2 separate regions of the Homo sapiens genome follow, and region 1 is linked to region 2. Evidence: chromatin contacts called from ENCODE Hi-C or POLR2A ChIA-PET data. All regions are on one chromosome and are shown on one strand. Each heading gives the region's core, a stretch centred on a gene start or an enhancer-like site at or near the end of the contact. The rest is flanking DNA. Distances are from core to core; before and after follow the strand shown. Region 1 overlaps MICAL3 (microtubule associated monooxygenase, calponin and LIM domain containing 3). Region 2 overlaps MICAL3 (microtubule associated monooxygenase, calponin and LIM domain containing 3).

The links. A loop is a pair of places that touch in the nucleus more often than their neighbours do. ChIA-PET counts read pairs that join two places held with the same protein, here RNA polymerase II (POLR2A). Pooled maps may share reads with other maps.
Region 1: a map of B cell shows a loop between it and region 2 (6-fold over the local background). The contact joins two enhancer-like sites. A Hi-C loop is called at or near these places in 24 of 168 maps with a recorded cell type or tissue (B cell, IMR-90, K562 and 18 more) and 12 of 50 pooled maps. POLR2A ChIA-PET finds 5 or more read pairs at or near these places in 7 of 52 experiments (AG04449, B cell, GM10248 and 4 more).

What each region holds. Positions count from the first base shown.
Region 1 is chr22:17,987,018-17,989,861 of GRCh38, reverse strand. All of the region lies in intron 1 of MICAL3 (microtubule associated monooxygenase, calponin and LIM domain containing 3), which reads left to right. Among named protein-coding and RNA genes, the nearest start is that of MIR648, 7.5 kb to the right of the region's middle. Within about 2 kb of position 1,486, at least 3 of the 41 ENCODE cell types and tissues checked have a DNase peak (open chromatin) inside an H3K27ac peak, as active enhancers do.
Region 2 is chr22:17,918,867-17,921,566 of GRCh38, reverse strand. The region is part of intron 1 of MICAL3 (microtubule associated monooxygenase, calponin and LIM domain containing 3); the gene reads left to right. Among named protein-coding and RNA genes, the nearest start is that of MIR648, 61 kb to the left of the region's middle. Within about 2 kb of position 1,311, at least 21 of the 41 ENCODE cell types and tissues checked have a DNase peak (open chromatin) inside an H3K27ac peak, as active enhancers do.

The sequences.
Region 1 (2,844 bases), core at 237-2,736, 68 kb before region 2:
ATTACTTCTTGAAAATCTATTATATGCCAAGCACTGGTTCAGAAGCTTTATATGCGTTGTCAGCCCTGCAAGTTAGGGGATACTGAGTCATTCCCTCTTTACAGATGAGGACCCAGAGACAGAAGCATCTTGTGCAAGGGCACTTGGCACATGGGTGAGAGGAGTTGGGGGTTTGAACCTGTGACCATGTTGACTTCTGTGGGCCTACGGAGGAGATGCAATTTGAACTGTGCTCAGGCCATGGTAGGATTGTCTTAAGTGAGATGTGGGGGTGCTGGGGTGAGCGCAGGCTCAGGGTTGAGCGTGAGCAGCATGCATTCAGGGGCAGCGAGGAGGCCAGCCTGGCCAGGCTGGGGTTGCCTTCAGCATTGATGAGCTGCTGTACCGGGTTCTGTCTGGGTGGTGGGAGATAAATAAGATGTATTCCTTGCCCTCTGGGATCTTGCTGCAGCTGGCAAGACAGACACACAAATAGTTGATTTCAGCGCTGTGTGGTAAGAGCTATGATGAGGGTAAGTATAGGGAGCTGTGGGAGCAGAGCACAGGGAGCTGGGAGCATTCCCAGAGCCTTGCCCTGACTGCAAGGGCAAGGTAAGGTAGCGGCAGGCTTAGCGGTGGAAGGCAGGAAGGGCTTCCTGAAAGGCAGAGAACAGCATGAGCAAAGGCATGGCGTTGAGGGCTTTCTTGTTTATTCTCCTGGTCAAATGGATGTCAGGGTACAGTGTGGGCTTTATGGGCATCGGGGAACCTGCCGGGGGTTTGAACACAGAGCGACGGCGGAAGTCGAGTTTTAGGTCAGTTAATCTTGTGGAGGCGGGAGAACTGAGTCAAGCAAGATCAGCCGGGGAGGAGTCAGCAAATTTGTTTCTGTAAAAGGCCGGAAGGTAAATGTTTTAGGTTCCATGAGCTGGTTGGACTCCGCGGCTGCTCCCCTCTGCTGTTGTGTGAAGGCAGCCACAGAGAGCACAGAAGTGGATAGCTGTGGCTGGATTCCAGTAATGCTTTTATTTGTGGCCTCTGAAACTTAAATTTTATGTCATTTTTACATGTCACAAAATAGCTTCCTTTTAATTTTTTTCCCCAGCCCTTTAGAAATGTAAACACCAGGCCAGGCGCGGTGGCTCATGCCTGTAATCCCAGCACTTGGGGAGGCTGAGGCGGGTGGATTACGAGGTCAGGAGTTCAAGACCAGCCTGGCCAAGATGGTGAAACCCCCGTCTCTACTAAAAATACAAAAAAATTAGCCGGGCGCGGTTGCAGGCGCCTGTAGTCCCAGCTATTTGGGAGGCTGAGGCAGGAGAACCACTTGAACTCGGAGGGTGGAGGTTGCAGTGAGCCAAGATCGCGTCACTGCACTCCAGCCTGGGCGACAGAGTGAGACTCCGTCTCAGGAAACAAAACCAAAAAAAACCCAGAAATGTAAACACCATTCTTTGGCCTGCAGGCTGGATCTGGCGTGTGGGTGGTGGTGTGCCCACCCCTGGCAGATGGGGATGATTCAGGTGTGACATGACAAGGAACTGGAACAGGATGTTGGCAGTGGATGTGGAGTGGAAGGGACCTGATGCCAGATACATTTTGAGAAGAGGACACTGATAAGATAGAAAGGATAAGGAGAGGGCAGCGCCCCGGATAATGCTGGGTAGGTGCCTTTCCAGCCCCCTGTTGGTAAAGCTGGCCTTGTTTTCCAAGTGCCAGGAGTATGACTTGGTTCTGAAGAAAAACCCAAGAGATATCGGATGCTCGCAGACTTCCATCAGCATTGTTAGCTGTCCCCATGTCTCCCTGGGGGCAGTGCTGTGCCGGTTTCTCTGCTGCCTTGGCTTCGGGTGTTCTGGGCAGCAGGTGCCCCCTGCTGTGACTGGGGCAGCCTGCCCGCCTGTTTGTGGAGCCACAGGTAGCCACCTTTAGGGCAACTCTATTTTGATATAATTTCCTGTTTACAGAGAAGTTGCAGGAGGAGTGCAGGCACTCCCCATCTATTACCTGGATTTATTAGATTTGATCGTTTGACCCCATTTGCTTTATCATTCTTCCAGTGTGTAGATGCATTTTTTTCAGACCAATTTGAAAATTGAAGACATTGTGCCCCTTTACCCTAAATAATTCAGTGTGGGTTTATGAAGAATAAGGATGTTCTTGTCCACACCACAGGACAGTGATCGAGAAAGTTCCCAGTGACAGTGCTGTTTCTGTCTTTGAAGCTAGCATCTCTCCAATTGCTCTTGCTCGGAGTACCTGCCATAGGTAAATAGTGACGTGGCAGCTGTTCCATACAGGTGGGTAGGTACCTGCCCGTCTCTGCACCCACACACCTGCAGCGGTTCCCCAGCACGCATGCTAGGCTGCCCAGGGGGCAGAAGGCCCAGCAGTGGCCTAGAGGGAGAGCAGGCCTAGGGCTCACCGATCACTTGTCTTGAGCATCTAAGCTGCAGAGGGCGGGGACCGTACTTTCCTTCACAAAGCTCCTGCCAGTCCCTGCTGCCTCCAGGAGGAAGGCCATCTCCTGAACAGAACAGCCGCTCAGTTACAGTTCCAAACACCTTCTCTTTCAGCTTTCCTCTCCTCCATTGCCTGTCAGTCTGTGGAAAATGATTATTCTTGTTTCTTTTTCTTTTTTCGAGTTAGGGTCTTGCTCTGTCACCCAGGCTGGAGTGCGGTGGCATGATCATAGCTCACTGCAGCCTGGAACTCCTGGGCTCAAGCAATCCTCCTTCTTCAGTCTCCTGAGTAGCTGGGACTACAGGCATGCACCCCTATGCCTGGACAATTTTTTTTTTATTTTTAGTGGAGATGGGGTCTCGCTGTGTTGCCCAGGCTGGCCTCGAACTCCTAGTCTCAATG
Region 2 (2,700 bases), core at 62-2,561:
CAGTGAGCTGAGATCGCACCACTGCACTCCAGCCTGGGCAACAGAGCAAGACTCCATCACACACACAAAAGAAAAGATTAAGAGGCAGCTGTGCTAGTCCAAGCTAGTGTCAGTCAAGGGAAATGACCAAGGCCAGTCTCAAGTCTTAGTCATTTTAAGAGATACATTTGCCAAAGTTAAGGTTGCATACCCGGGAGACAGTTCTATGCCTTTCTCCGAAGATGATTTTGAGAGCTTCAGTATTTAAGGGAGAAAGAGTGGGATATTGTGAAATACACAGTTTTCATGTTGAGGGAAGGGAAAAATAGTCATTCATGCCTTTGACTCTGAATCTGCCTTTTTACATGAGATAACATAGACAATAGAGCAGAGGAAACAATCAGATATGCCTTTGTCACAGGTGGGCAGAGAGATGACTTTGAGTTCTGTCTTATGTCCCCGTACCTGTGAAGATAAGCTGTCAACTTACATTGCCATGGTGAATTTTAACAGAAATGCTTTAGGGTAAAGATCTTGGGGCCCACAAGGAATTTCCTTGTGGGCAAAATGCGAGGGAGTCATCTTTGTAGTCATCTTATTTAGGAACCAGAATGGAAGGTGGGTTTGCATGATCCCTTTCCCAGCTTGGCTTTTCCCTTTGGCTTAGTGAGTTTGGGGCCCCAAGATTTATTTTCCTTTCACACTGGGAATCTCGGGGCTTCCACCAGGATTGTGGTAGGCAGATGAACATTCTAAAGTTAGAATCAGCAGATTGGGTTGAGGAGTGGAGAACAGAGAAGGGTCTGAGATGACCCCAGATTTCCATTTGGTGGGTGGTGGGTTTGACTCCGTGTGGGGTAGACTTCCTTGGTGGGAGGCACCTGTGGATGGCTAAATGGAAATGTTTAGTAGCTTTGGATCTCTGGAGGAAGGTCAGAATGATAAAAATCAAGGGCCATCCAATTTTTTGAGAGCGGCAGATGAAAGAATTGCAGCTGAGAGACTGGAGGCCGGTGTGGAGAGTGGGCAGAAGCAGGAGACAGAGCACAGCCAGGGGAGGGCGGGTTCCAGGAAGCGCTGCAGCCAGGGAGCTAGCCAGATAAGACCGGAACGCGTCTGAGCCTGTCTCACTTGAAAGCCACCGTCACCCTCAGTGGAGTGTTGGAGACAGAGGCCAGATTGGAGAGGGAGTGAAAAGATGACCGGAAGAGGGTCATTAGGAGGGTGGGGACGGGCTGGGGGCCCCAAGACACAGCGTCAGGCTGGAGGAACCAGTGGGGTATTGTAGAAGGCAGTATTGGGGCCCCACCTATGGGTGGAGATGACGGGGCAGGTACAGCCACATCAGTCCTCACTGCGGGGACTTGCAGAAAATATGCTTTTGTCCCACCCCCATTCCACTCCCAAGGCTGGCGTTTCACGCGTGCAGCTTTCCCTCTCACTTGCCTCCTCCGTCACCGCCCAGCAAGTATGAAATGCGCAGTAACCCTTTGAGTCCTGTGTCCTCCTGCCTCAAATGAAGAAATGTTGCCTTGTCTGACACCTGGGCTTGTGGCAGCTTCGTGGCTTTCTCATGCAGATGTTAGCCATACAGGTAACTTGGAATCAGAAGTGTTATGGGTCCTTCACTCGTCTCTGGGGTAGTGGGCTGGGGCTGTTGCATAGCATTTGCTGACACTGATACCGCAGTTCTTTAGAAACCAGTTTCTTTTTATAGGGAACAGTTACACTGAAGCTATTTGGCTATTGAAACAAAGCTGCCTCCAGGTCCTGGCTCCTGACAGGCTCTCTTCTGATGGCAAGAACAGGTCCTGAGCTGGGTGTGGGGCCTGCTGGGCAGAGCCTGTGTGAGCCAGGTCCAGGGCTGGTCGTGGTCATGGAAAAAGGGCAGGTCTCCAGGGGAGCACCTCCCCCGCTGGGCAGAAGCCATCTGGACTCTCCTTGTAGGGGTCCCATTCTCTGTGACTCCCAGCCTGGTGCCACTGCCTGAAAGCACACAGTTCATTTTCATTTGATACGACTTCTGTCTCATATCCTAACTCAGTTCTGCCTGGAGAAGTTCATATACACAGCCGTTTGTTCATCAAGTGGTCCTCACTGTGCACCACCTGTTGTGGTCCAGGGACTGTTCCAGGTGCAAGGACGCAACAGTGAATAAAATGGCAAAAATCCTCACCCTTCCAGAACTTACATTGTAGCAGAAAGATGGATTGTAAGTAAATAACATTTAGAGGCTGAGTGTGGTGGCTCACACCTGTAATCCCAGTGGGAGGCCAAGGCAAGAGGATTGCTTGAAGCCCAGGAGTTCAAGACTAGCCTGGGCAACATAGGCCCTATCTCTACAAGTAAAAAACAATTAGCTATGCTTGGTGGTGTGCACCTGTGGTCCCAGCTACTCAGGAGCCTGAGGCAGGAGAATCGCCTGAGCTGAGGAAGCTGCACTGAGCTATGATTATGCCACTGCACTCCAGGCTGGGTGACAGAGTGAGCCTGTCTCAAAAAAAAAAAAAACCCACAAAAACCAAAAACATTTGGAGTATGTCAAGTTGTGGTAAGTGCTTTGGAGAAAACCAGGGAAAGAGGATGAGCAGGTTTAAACGATGTGACCAGGGAAGTCCACACTGAGAAGCTGGCATTTGAATATATGTGTCAGCTGCATTAGAAGGCTCGTGCCCTGGAAGTCAGAGCTTGTTTTCTCTGTTCACTGCTGTTATTTCTGGA